Linked DNA regions of Homo sapiens: region 2 is linked to region 1. A link is a loop called in an ENCODE intact Hi-C map of the cell type or tissue named here. Cell type or tissue: dorsolateral prefrontal cortex. All regions are shown on one strand. Each heading gives the region's core, and the rest is flanking DNA. Links, peaks and the distances in the headings are about the cores only. Region 1 has its middle 110 kb from the start of GPR12. Region 2 has its middle 53 kb from the start of GPR12.

Region 1 (5,379 bases), core at 91-5,090:
ATTCTCTGCAGAGAAGAGTTACTTGGCTGTGTGTCTGTAACATCCCTACCATCCCTCTGGGTGGCATTATATATTCATCTTGTCTATTTGCTTATTGTCAGTCTCTTGTGCTGGACTGGGAGCTCCCTGAGGGCAGGAATTTGATTTTGTTCAGTACTATGTCTCCAGGGCCAAGAACTGTGCCTGTCTCAACAAATATGTGTCAGATAAATAAATGTTTCTGGTAGTTACACGTCTATTCACTTATTTTTTTCTCTGAGAACTTTAGGGTGGGTGTGTGGGAGGTGTCAGTCTATACACATCTTAGTTAAGCTCCCTGCTCAAAAATTTGTTGTATGGATGAAGTGCCTTGCTTTCAGCCAGCTGGAAATGATAATAAATGTCCTTGGTATGATTTGTAAGACCTACCTAATTTTGGAGAGACCTGTCTGAAATTAACATTGTTAGTTGCATCTCACCCCTACCCTCATGGAATGGCTGACCCTTAAAGAAAGCTGACTATGTGCCAAGGACTGTTCTAAGATCTTTTCATACATTGATCATTTAATCCTCACAACAGCTTCAAGGGAGGGTGTGACCATTATCTCCATTTTATAGATTAAAAAACTGAGGCACAGAGAAGTTAGTGAGCCCTCAAAAGCCTCATCTCTAGGAAGGAAATGGAGGCAGAATTTAAACCCAGCAGTCAGCTCGAAAGACTGAGCTATTTCTTACTGCAGCCCAGACCCTGGGGAGAAGGCCACATCTGCTCAGCAGTCAGCCAGCAGCCCTCACCTGTAATGGACACTAATTAGCTGATTTGCTCATCGGTTCTCAGGAAGAAGTTTGACCTGTACTACATGCGGACTGTGGTGAACCTTTTATTAAATATACATCTCAAGCTGGGAAAATAGTGAGCTACTACTTCCTTTTAGAATGTAATATTGCAAATGTAGATCTTCCCACATTTCTAGTTCTCACTTTTGAGACTATGCCCTTAAGGGAGAGAAAATAAGGGACCAACACAGCCTTCTTTGCCCCCAGGGATAGCTGGGAGTGGGGAATCTCTAGGGAACTGTATCCTGCTAACTTGAGCACAGGCTTGTTTACCATGGGGAACAATTCTCATTCTTTGGTGAAATTGTTTAGTAATTGTGCTGACCTCACTCAAGGTCATTAGCCGGATATTGCCTCTGGTTTGTGAATAGGTTTATTTTCTTCTGGACATCCATAATAGTGTGAATCAGGGAGGTTTATCATTTTAAAAAATTATTCCTAGTTTTCATTGCATGGATAATCATTTGCTGTCCTTAACACATAATGATTGATCACTGGGATGCAATATGGTGTGGAAAGTGCGTGGCTTTAGTGCCATGTAGACTGGGAGTTCGTTTCTGTCTCTGCTACTTACTCCAGTGTAGTTTTGGGCAAGGCCATCAGCCTCTTGGAGCCTCCGCTTCTTCATTCCTCCTTGTAGCTTTGCTGTGGGTATGAGGGATAATGAATGTCAAGCCCACAGCAGGGGTTTGATTGCTCTGGCTGTTAGTATCAATATTATAACATATGAACGAGAAGCCTTCCCAACGCGCCTGCCAAAGCTCTGACGGCCGCTCTCTACGTGCACAGGACAGTCACCATTCCCAGGTGAAAGGCAGGCCTCCTGAGGCCGGTGAAAAGGAGCAGGAAGACAGCAGCATGGCCCAGCGGTGAAAAAGAAAATCACATGTGTGCCTTCTGACCACTGCCTAAGCCTGTTTTGCATTGAGACCAGTGTCCTGGTGACAGTTTCCTTCGGCTGCGATGGGATCTCACACTGCTCCCTCTTTGATCTGTGGCCTGGGTTTGCGTGGAGAGGGCTGAGCTTCTGCAGGCTTCCGTTGTCCCCCAGGGCGCACAGGTTGTGACCGTGCATGGGAAAACACCAACAGCTCTGCTTTTTTACTTTCTCCCAGAGTTGCTCATCTCCCTGCCTGGCTGACCTTAAGAACATTTTCCTATGAAGCCATGCCCTACGTGACATAAACCCTGGGACCCAGAGAGAAGCCAGAATCCGCCACCCTGAGTAGCCGCTGCTCGTGGGATGCAGGGGAAATGGCGCCCTCTGGTGTTGGCTCAACGCCTGTGTTCAGCACCGGGAGCTGCCCAATTCGGCCTTGAGAGCCAAGTCTCTGCAAAGCAAACTTTACATGCAAAGCGTTGTTTGGCAGAAATCCTTTTCCACAAGAGGAAATCTCTGGGTGAAAAGCACTATGCCTTTAATGAGAAGGAATCAGGTGGTTATTGCTTTAATGGACTTAAGCGTTTGGCAGTCACATCGCAAGCTCAGCATGGAAAAGAGCCCTACCGTGGGGAGAAGATTCTCCGCGTGCCCCAGTCTCTCTTAATCTTTTAAAACTTTTACTTCAATATCTCAAGAAGTGCTGTAGAATAGCAGAAGCGATGCCCCTTTCCAAGTGTGACAACAGTGACATGCAGTTCACTTTCCCTGGCGTGGTCCTGATGGAGCTTCAGTCAGAGGAGGCGGCCCTCGGTGAACCACCAGCCCATTTACTGTCTTCTGAACTGCAGCAGTAGCATAAACTACCTGGAGTGATAGGGCCTCTCCGCCGGATGAATCATCCCACTAGATTCAATGAGAAGGGAATTGGGAGGCAGCACCGTTGGCTCTAGGACACTTAAATACCAAATCCCCTCACCCCTTTGCATCTTGCTAGCCCAGAAAAGACTTTAAGGTGATTGTCAGGCATTAGGCTATGAAACCAAAGGTGGGGAAAGCACCGTTTATCAAAAGTGATCATACGGAACTGCTCCATTCTTTGCTTATACTTAAATCTCTCCATAACCAAGAAGAAAATGTGATTGAGACATAGATTCTTTCCCTGGGCTTTGTGGAATAAACCACCAGTCACCTTGTGGGTGCAGTTCTGGGCCAGAGTTTTGGAGAGAGTGTTAAAGCATGACAATAAGCAGGTCTAATAATAGCCTTTTCACTAGACCCCAGGGGATCACTGGCAGCCTCAATTACTCTAGCTTTTATTTTCTTTTGCCCTGTATTAGCTGTAGTCGCCCTTGAATGCAGAGACTTTTAGCCAGAGAATCTGGATTTGCTCTTTCAAACTTGCCATACATTTCTCCCTCTCTCATCATGCATTATACTCTATCTCATCTCAGATGGTTCTGCTTCTTAATTATTGTTGTCTGCTGTTAATTGCTAGCAGTGATCTAAGTCTAATGTTCTTACTAATGAGCACAGCTTAGAAGTTCCACATGTAAAGATTTATAAGAGTGGTTGCTTCATTATCATCACTAAATATTCCCAGATATATTCTCACTTGACACGTGTAGAGGCAAAAATAATAAAAACTGTAAAGTGCTGTGAGATATGAGGGAGAATAATGTTCATAAAGGGTAAATTATGGCTGTAGCTTAGACTTACAAAATGCTAGCCATTTGCAGGGTCACACAATAGCAAAGTGGGACCAGAACCCAGGCTCCCAACTCCTGATTGTGTAAGGTGCCCAGTGTGGAGTACTTGTCCTGAAACACACATTTGCATGTCCTGCTAGTTAAATTGAGCATTTGCAAATAAATGGACCAGAATGCTCATTGTGTTATTATTTACAATAGTGAAAATTTGGAAACATTTCAGATGGCCAGCACTAAGAAAATGGTAAAATAAATGATGATACATTTGTACTAAGAATATTTTCTAAATATTATAAAATTATAATTATGTATCATATACAAATAATTGCAATTATATATTTTATATAAATATTTAAAAATCATTTTTGGAGAATATCTAATGATCTGGTAGAACACTCCCAATATAATGTTGAGTGAAATCATATCAGGGTATAAAACTAAATGCAGATAGTATGATAGCAATTTTGTTTGATGTATAAAATAAGAGGAGAAGGAATACATCAAATATTAACGGTGACTTTTTTGAAGTGGTAAGATTATGAGTTATTTTTGTCTCCTTTTGAAACTTTTCTGTATTTTACAGGTTTTCTACAATTTGCATGTCTTAATTAAATTTACAATTAGAAAAACATTTTTAAAATTGTTTCCAGCTATATTGAGAGACAATTGACAAGAATTGTATAAATTAAAAGTGTACAACTTCATGTTTTGGTATCCATATACATTGTGAAATAATTACCACATCAAGCCAATTAACATATCTACCACCTGACACAGTTACTATTTCCCTTTTTGTAAAAAAAAAAAAAAAAAAAAAAAAAGTGTTTTGAAGAGAAAAAAGGTACCGTATAATCAAGCCTTAATACCTCAAAAGAGATTTTTCTCAGGACGGGCGCAGTGGCTCACGCCTGTAATCCCAGCACTTTGGGAGGCCGAGGCAGGCAGATCACAAGGTCAGGAGATCAAGACCATCCTGGCTAACACAGTGAAACCCCATCTCTACTAAAAATACAAAAAATTAGCCAGGTATGGTGGCGGGCACCTGTAATTCCAGCTACTTGGGAGGCTGAGACAGGAGAATGGCATGAACCCGGGAGGCGGAGCTTGCAGTGAGCCAAGATTGCATCACTGCACTCCAGCCTGGGCAACAGAGTGAGACTCTGTCAAAAAAAAAAAAAAAAAAAAAGAGAGAGAGAGATTTTTCTCAGACTGAGAAATGGCATTTACAAAGAACTTTGAAGAAATTCATAGAAACTAGAGCTATCTGCACAACTGCTGTTGAATTATTAAATGGCAAAACTTTAGCCTGAGTGAAGAAGACAAGTCAGCATCTTCTGTCTCTTACATTTTGTTCCATTACTTCTTTCTCCAAACAATATCCACTGAGTGCTCAGATGTTGTTGCTGTGTACCTGAGCTATTGTGTGTTGTAACAGTGCAAACAAGGTCAAGAGAAGCTTCCCTTTCTATGTATGTGTGCGTGTGTCTGGGGCTGTGCAGTGTCAAGCTGGCCTGGAGCTCCAGCAGAATTGTTCAGCTGCAAAGCCGTTCCTTACACTAACACTCCACTCACTAGAAATAAAATAAACTGAAATTAATACAACCTCATGTTTTTGTATATAAAATAGATAATATTTGTTGATAATACCCCATGGCAAAAATACCATATGGTATAAAATAGTACCATCAATTTGAACTTCAGCTGACAGTAAGTTTCAAGTGCCATAAGCCTTCCATTCAATCATCTCATATCTGGGAACTTATGCAAAAGAAAAAAGTCAAAAAGAAGAAACAGCTACATCCTAAAGACATTCATTCCTAGATTATTTCAAACAGCACAAAATGGAAGCAACAAGAAGTTCCAAGAAGAGAAGGATTTGTAATAAAACTAAAGCACATTGGAAATGATATTGTAACCATCCAATAAGTTCATTTTTGCCCACGGCCCGGATAGAGCCAATTTGTCAAGACAGGG
Region 2 (5,379 bases), core at 298-5,297, 59 kb before region 1:
ATCCCAAGAAATGGTTTTGGCAGCTGGTGTGTTGGGAGGTGTTTCAAAAAAGAAGGATTATCTCAAGTGATTTCAAGTGAATGGAGAAAGCCAGCCTAATTCTAATTGATGGCATGGTGCCATAGCTGAAGAAAGACTAGGAGCAGATGGTTGATGGGACCCTTCAATGGGGGTGGGTAGGAAGGCTAGAATAAGGCTGTGTCTCCAGTGCTGTCCGGAGGGTGGCACCTGACTCTCTGTTGGAAAGAATACCGTGGCCCCTCTTCCCAGGCTGCACACTCCAGTCCATCTGGCAGGCTTACTTCTCACAGTGAGTCACGAATTTGCCATTTTGGTTGCTGTATGGTGTTCTAGGGGCTGCCAAGTGGAGGTTGCCTTCACTCTCAAAAACTGACTTTGTTTCTCTTTGATTGCAAGTGGATGAACGTTGCAAGCCTCCAATAGATAAAGACAAGATGAAGAAAGGGATTTACCCCCCCCCCTTATATTGACCAAATACAGTGGCAATAATGTGCAGATATTACCCCACTCCTCCTGCTCGATGCCTGGTACTTCATCTCTGAATGGTCCTGGGTCCCAAAGCAAGGGTTGTTCAGGGGGACCATTCAGGGGACTGTCAAGGGGTGGCCTGAGACTTACAGCCAAGTCTTAGCAAGCATGAGCAGGTACCAAAGAAAGAAAGAAAGACATTCTGAGTCCTTTCCATTAATCTTCTAAGAGCAGAAACTATGAGCCCGTGGTGAGGTATTGCGGTGACTCTCTGACCTTCCAAAGGTTTTGTAAGAATGTAAATCCTTGTATTAAATCCTTATATCCTGGAAATAGCTAGGGTGGTATCTGTCTTCTGCAACTAAATCCTGATTGACTGACATACTACGAGAAGAAAAATACATAAAATGGAGGTGTCAGCTTCTTGGGCCCCGTGGAGGTGATTTCTCTAAGGATCTCCCTTCCAGTTCTTCTCAGCATGGTTGGTGGGAGGTGGCCCTAAGAGACTGAACAAAACCCAGTTCCTGATCTGAAGCTGAAACCAATCTTGTCCCGTGGTCAGTGAGGCCTTGGTAAGTTGTCTTCTTAGACAACATCTAACCACAAACACAAAGGTAGGGAGTTTATAATACGTCGTAGATCACATATTATACTAGGCAAGTGTTACTATTTTAATCTCCATTTACAGGTGAGGCTTTACCTGTAAAGCTGAGTGACTCATGCACAGGCCCAAAGTTTGATGATGGGGCCAAATGGACCCATTCCTGGGACCTGCTAATGGCCCATGGTGCTCATTGTCTACAGCAACTGTCAGTTTTTTGTTGTTGTTTATTTTATTTGTTTACTTATTTATTAGAGACAGAGCCTGACTGTGTTGTCCAGGCTAGATTGTAGTAGCATGATCCTGGCTCACGATGCCTTAAACTCCTGGGCTCAAGCAATCCTCCCACCTCAGCCTCCTAAGTAGCTGGGTTTACAGGTTCACACCATCATGCCTGGCTAAATATTATTTTAAAATTTTTTTGTAGAGATGGCAGTCTTGCTGTGTTGCCCAAGCTGATCTTGAACTCCTGACCTCAAGTGATCCTCCTGCCTCAGCCTTCCAAAGTACTGAGATTACAGGTGTGAGCCACCACGCCTGATCCAGTTTAGATTTTATTTCTAATGGTATTGTACTTCTTCATCTAGAAATGCTACCTATTTTCTCATCTATATTTGCAAGTTTGACAAATGTCAAAATTAGAAATAAGCCCACAAAAAAAGTATATTTTTGAGAGGAAAAAAGTCTAACTAATAATGGAAGAAACAGAACCGACTTAGTCAATTTTCAAAATTGGCTTTAAATACAGTATTAAGCTCCACAATTCCTTTTATAATAGTCATGTCTTGGGACTGGAAGGAAACCTGTTTACCATCTGTTATGCTTTCACACTCAGCATCTTATGAAATGTTACTTTCCAACAAAGAGCTGTCAGCAATTTCAGGTCAGGAAAAGTCATGGCTAATAAATGGTTTTTATTTCCAAAGAAACTGTAGAATTTTTGCTTATTGTATTATATTCATAAATAAAGGATATATTTTTTAAAGTAAATCAAGAAGGTATTTGAATTTGTGGATTTTCTTTCTTATAGAACACGTACAGGGCTTTGGCATTCTGTTAAGGAAAAGAACTACATTCTTCCGTCTCCTCCAGTAAGAGCAGGTTTCTTCTTGCACAAGAGCCAGCTCTGCCTCCTGCTTGGGCAAATCCAGGTTGCCAACGCCGGCTCAGCCGGCACACGTCCCTGTTGATTTATAGCATTCTGCAGGGAACTAGCCCTGTGTCAGTAAGGTTAAACATTTCGCGACATAATCAATTTTCTTGGTCAGTTTCTCTGCTTCGTCTGATTACAAACTCTTTCCTCTCTAAATTTCACTTTACCTAATAATCAGGTAGGAGATTTGACCATTCGTCACTCTCTCTCTCTCTCTGCAATAACTTTTATTCTGTAGTGTGTGATGCAGGCATTGGGCCCCAGAAAGCCCTGCTCCGTGTCATCTGTGATCTAATCCTTGTGGGGATGCTCGGGCCTCTGCCTGGCGAATTTCCTTGAAGCCACACTTCTAGAAAGTACAGGTGGTGTGCAAGTTCAGGGGGCGGTGGGGCAGGGCATTTAGACAGAGACCACCCCCATATTGTCTGTCAGATAAGCAGAGTTTAAGCTTTTTAAGCTTCTCTTATAAATAGCTATTCTTTTTCTTTTTTTCTTTTTTTTTTAAACGGAGTTTTGCTCTTGTCACCCAGGCTGGAGTGCAATGGCACGATCTCGACTCACTGCAACTTCTGCCTCCCAGGTTCAAGCGATTCTTGTGCCTCAGCCTCCCTAGTAGCTGGGATTACAGGTGCACACCACCACACCTGGCTAATTTTTGTATTTTTAGTATGCCAGGTGCAGTGGCTCATGCCTGTTATCCAAGCACTTTGGGAGGCTGAGGGGGATGGATCACTTGAGGTCAGGAGTTTGAGACCAGCCTGGCCATCATGGTGAAACACTGTCTCTGCTAAAAATAAGTAGCTATTCTTGGTTGAGGGCCTATTATGTTCTAGGCCCTGTTCATATATGATTTTGTTTTAGTTATTAGATCAAGCTTCCACAGGTAGATACTATCCTGCTTTTTACCGCAGAAAACTGCAGGGCATAGTGAGGTGAAGTCACCTGCCCAGGGTCATGCGAGTCTAGTTGATGCCAAAGTGCACGTCTTTTCACCTCCACACCCAGGCACCCTGCTGGCTGCTTCTCTCTGCTCCTGGGGCTCGTGAGGCCGGGGCCCTGCTCCCGTGGGAGTTTCCTTTCTCCCTGTCTCACTGCCCCCTAAAATTCCAACCCAAAGAGAAGATCCAGCTGGGATTCTCGCCTTCCCTCGGTCTTCTCCTGCCCTCCAATTGCTCTCTATGTACACGCCCATCTTCTCAGCCCCATTTGAAGCTTCCTGAGGGCAGAGACCCTTTGTGTCCAAGAACTCTGGGCATATGCTGGGTGGTTGGTGGTCAGGCCCGTGGGCACCCACCTGCTTGTGATTTCATTCGTTGTAACTGATTTCAGCACAGCTGCACACCTCTCAGGTGAATTGCAATCTTTACTTACATTCTTATCCTTGTATTCTCCAAGCTGCTTTGGCTGCTTCCTGGGGTTTTGTGTTCTCTTCCTGGAGATGATGTGGAGGTGTTGTGGTGAAGGGTCAGATGCATCCTTTCCTCTGTCCACTTGCTGGGCAGGGCACACGGGGTTCCTTCAGCACCATCCAAGTGGAACCCTGCAGATGGGGGTGTCCGGAGCACTCACAGAATGAAAGTCAGCATTGAGTCTGGCTCTGGTGCTTTCTTATCTAACTAATAATTCTCCACTTTCAAAAAACAATCTGCTAACAAGTCAGGTACATCTTTACCAGCTACTCCTCTTTCTTAGCCTCCTAATAATGCCCATCAGAAGATGACCACTAGGTCATGGCCTTTGGTCTTTCATCAAGAATTCATGAGCACTGGTTCGTGTCTTGCACTCCCACTGGGAGCAAGGTCTTGAGGCTTTCTCAGAGAGGGCACTGCAGGGCTGCAGGGGCACAGATTTACAACTGTGGTTGTTGATTAAACAACAATAACAGCAGCACAGAGCTGGAAGAGAATGAGACACTCTATTTTCTGAATGCTTGCAGCATGTCTGTCTTTCTTGGCTGCAGCATTCGTCATCACAGGCCTAGGGAAGAGCACGTCAATCCTGGTGAACTTATCGTGCAGCAAAGTGTCCCAGGAGAAAGGGTCTTCCTGCATCTCCTCTCAGCTCCTGCCTGTCGAGGGCTGTGCAGTCTAATCGGGGTCAGAAAAGGAAGGGAAGGTGTGGATGCCAGGTGGATCCATAAACACAGTCACAAGCTGTAGGCTTCTACTGGGGTCAGTCATTTTTCTCTGAGTTTAATAATGGATCCCCATTATTAAAGCCAGTGGACTCCAAGTGGTGGAGCACAGGAAGGGGGGTCCCTAGATGCTCCCTGAGGAGCCACACCCCAACCCCCTGCTCACCCTAAGTTACCTCTGAGGGGAATGGTCACTCGGGTATCAAACACAGAAGTAGCAACTGGACAACAGCTCTGTTATATTTCTGTCAGTGGGACAACAGCTCTGTTATATTTCTATGTCAGTGCTGCTGGGACAGGACACCATCTGGGTGTGGCAGCCTGGCCAGGTGAGCTGATCACTCAGAGTAGCCAGAGGCAGAAGGGCTGGGACGAAAGTGAGGGTGGCCAGCAAGATGGGCGCGAAGTGCAAGGCCCGGTCAGCAAGCTGTGCTAGCTGGCTGGGGCTGCCGCAACAAAATGCCACAAATGGAGCAGCTGAAACAACAGAAATGTCCTGTCTCACTGTTCTGGCAGCCAAGTCCACGATCAAGGTGTCCACAGGGTTATGCAACCTCTGAGGGCACTGGCGAAGGACCTGTTCCAGGCTTCTCTCCTGGCTTTCAGGAATTCCTTGGTTTGTGGCAGCAGAACCCCAATCTTTATGCAGCGCTCTGTGTGTCTGTTCTTCACCTGGTGTTCTTTTCACAAGGACACAGTCATTCTGGATTGGGGACCACCCTATTCCAGTGTGACATCATCTTGACTAATTACATATAACGACCCTACTTTCAAATAAGGTCCCGTGCTGAGGCACTGGGGTTAGGACTTCATCACATGAAGTTGCAGTGGAGCACAATTCAACCCTTAACAAAGTCCATTTTTTGGGAGGCTAATTGGGGGATCGGTCAAAAGGTGGGAGACCCAATAGAAAATCGCAGGTCGGTGAGCGACATGGGTCAGGGTAAACGGTTCAGGAGAAAGGTGAACTAACTTTTCAGGGGGTCTTGGGGCTGCTTCTCC

Evidence for each region. A loop is a pair of places that touch in the nucleus more often than their neighbours do. Peaks named below come from ENCODE experiments on the same cell type or tissue, not always from the same donor. Only the 100,000 strongest peaks of a DNase experiment are listed, where the experiment ranks them.
Region 2: a loop joins it to region 1, with 3 times the contacts of the local background. A loop is called at or near these places in 1 of 110 quality-filtered maps.

The regions. Positions count from the first base shown.
Region 1 is chr13:26,870,986-26,876,364 of GRCh38, forward strand. No RefSeq gene overlaps it. Among named protein-coding and RNA genes, the nearest start is that of GPR12, 110 kb to the left of the region's middle. In dorsolateral prefrontal cortex, for the core only: a CTCF peak has its summit at 2,081 (motif pointing left); a DNase peak (open chromatin) is centred at 2,086; H3K27me3 peaks cover 132 bases.
Region 2 is chr13:26,811,596-26,816,974 of GRCh38, forward strand. No RefSeq gene overlaps it. Among named protein-coding and RNA genes, the nearest start is that of GPR12, 53 kb to the left of the region's middle. In dorsolateral prefrontal cortex, for the core only: no CTCF peak of the experiment used is centred there; a DNase peak (open chromatin) is centred at 2,247.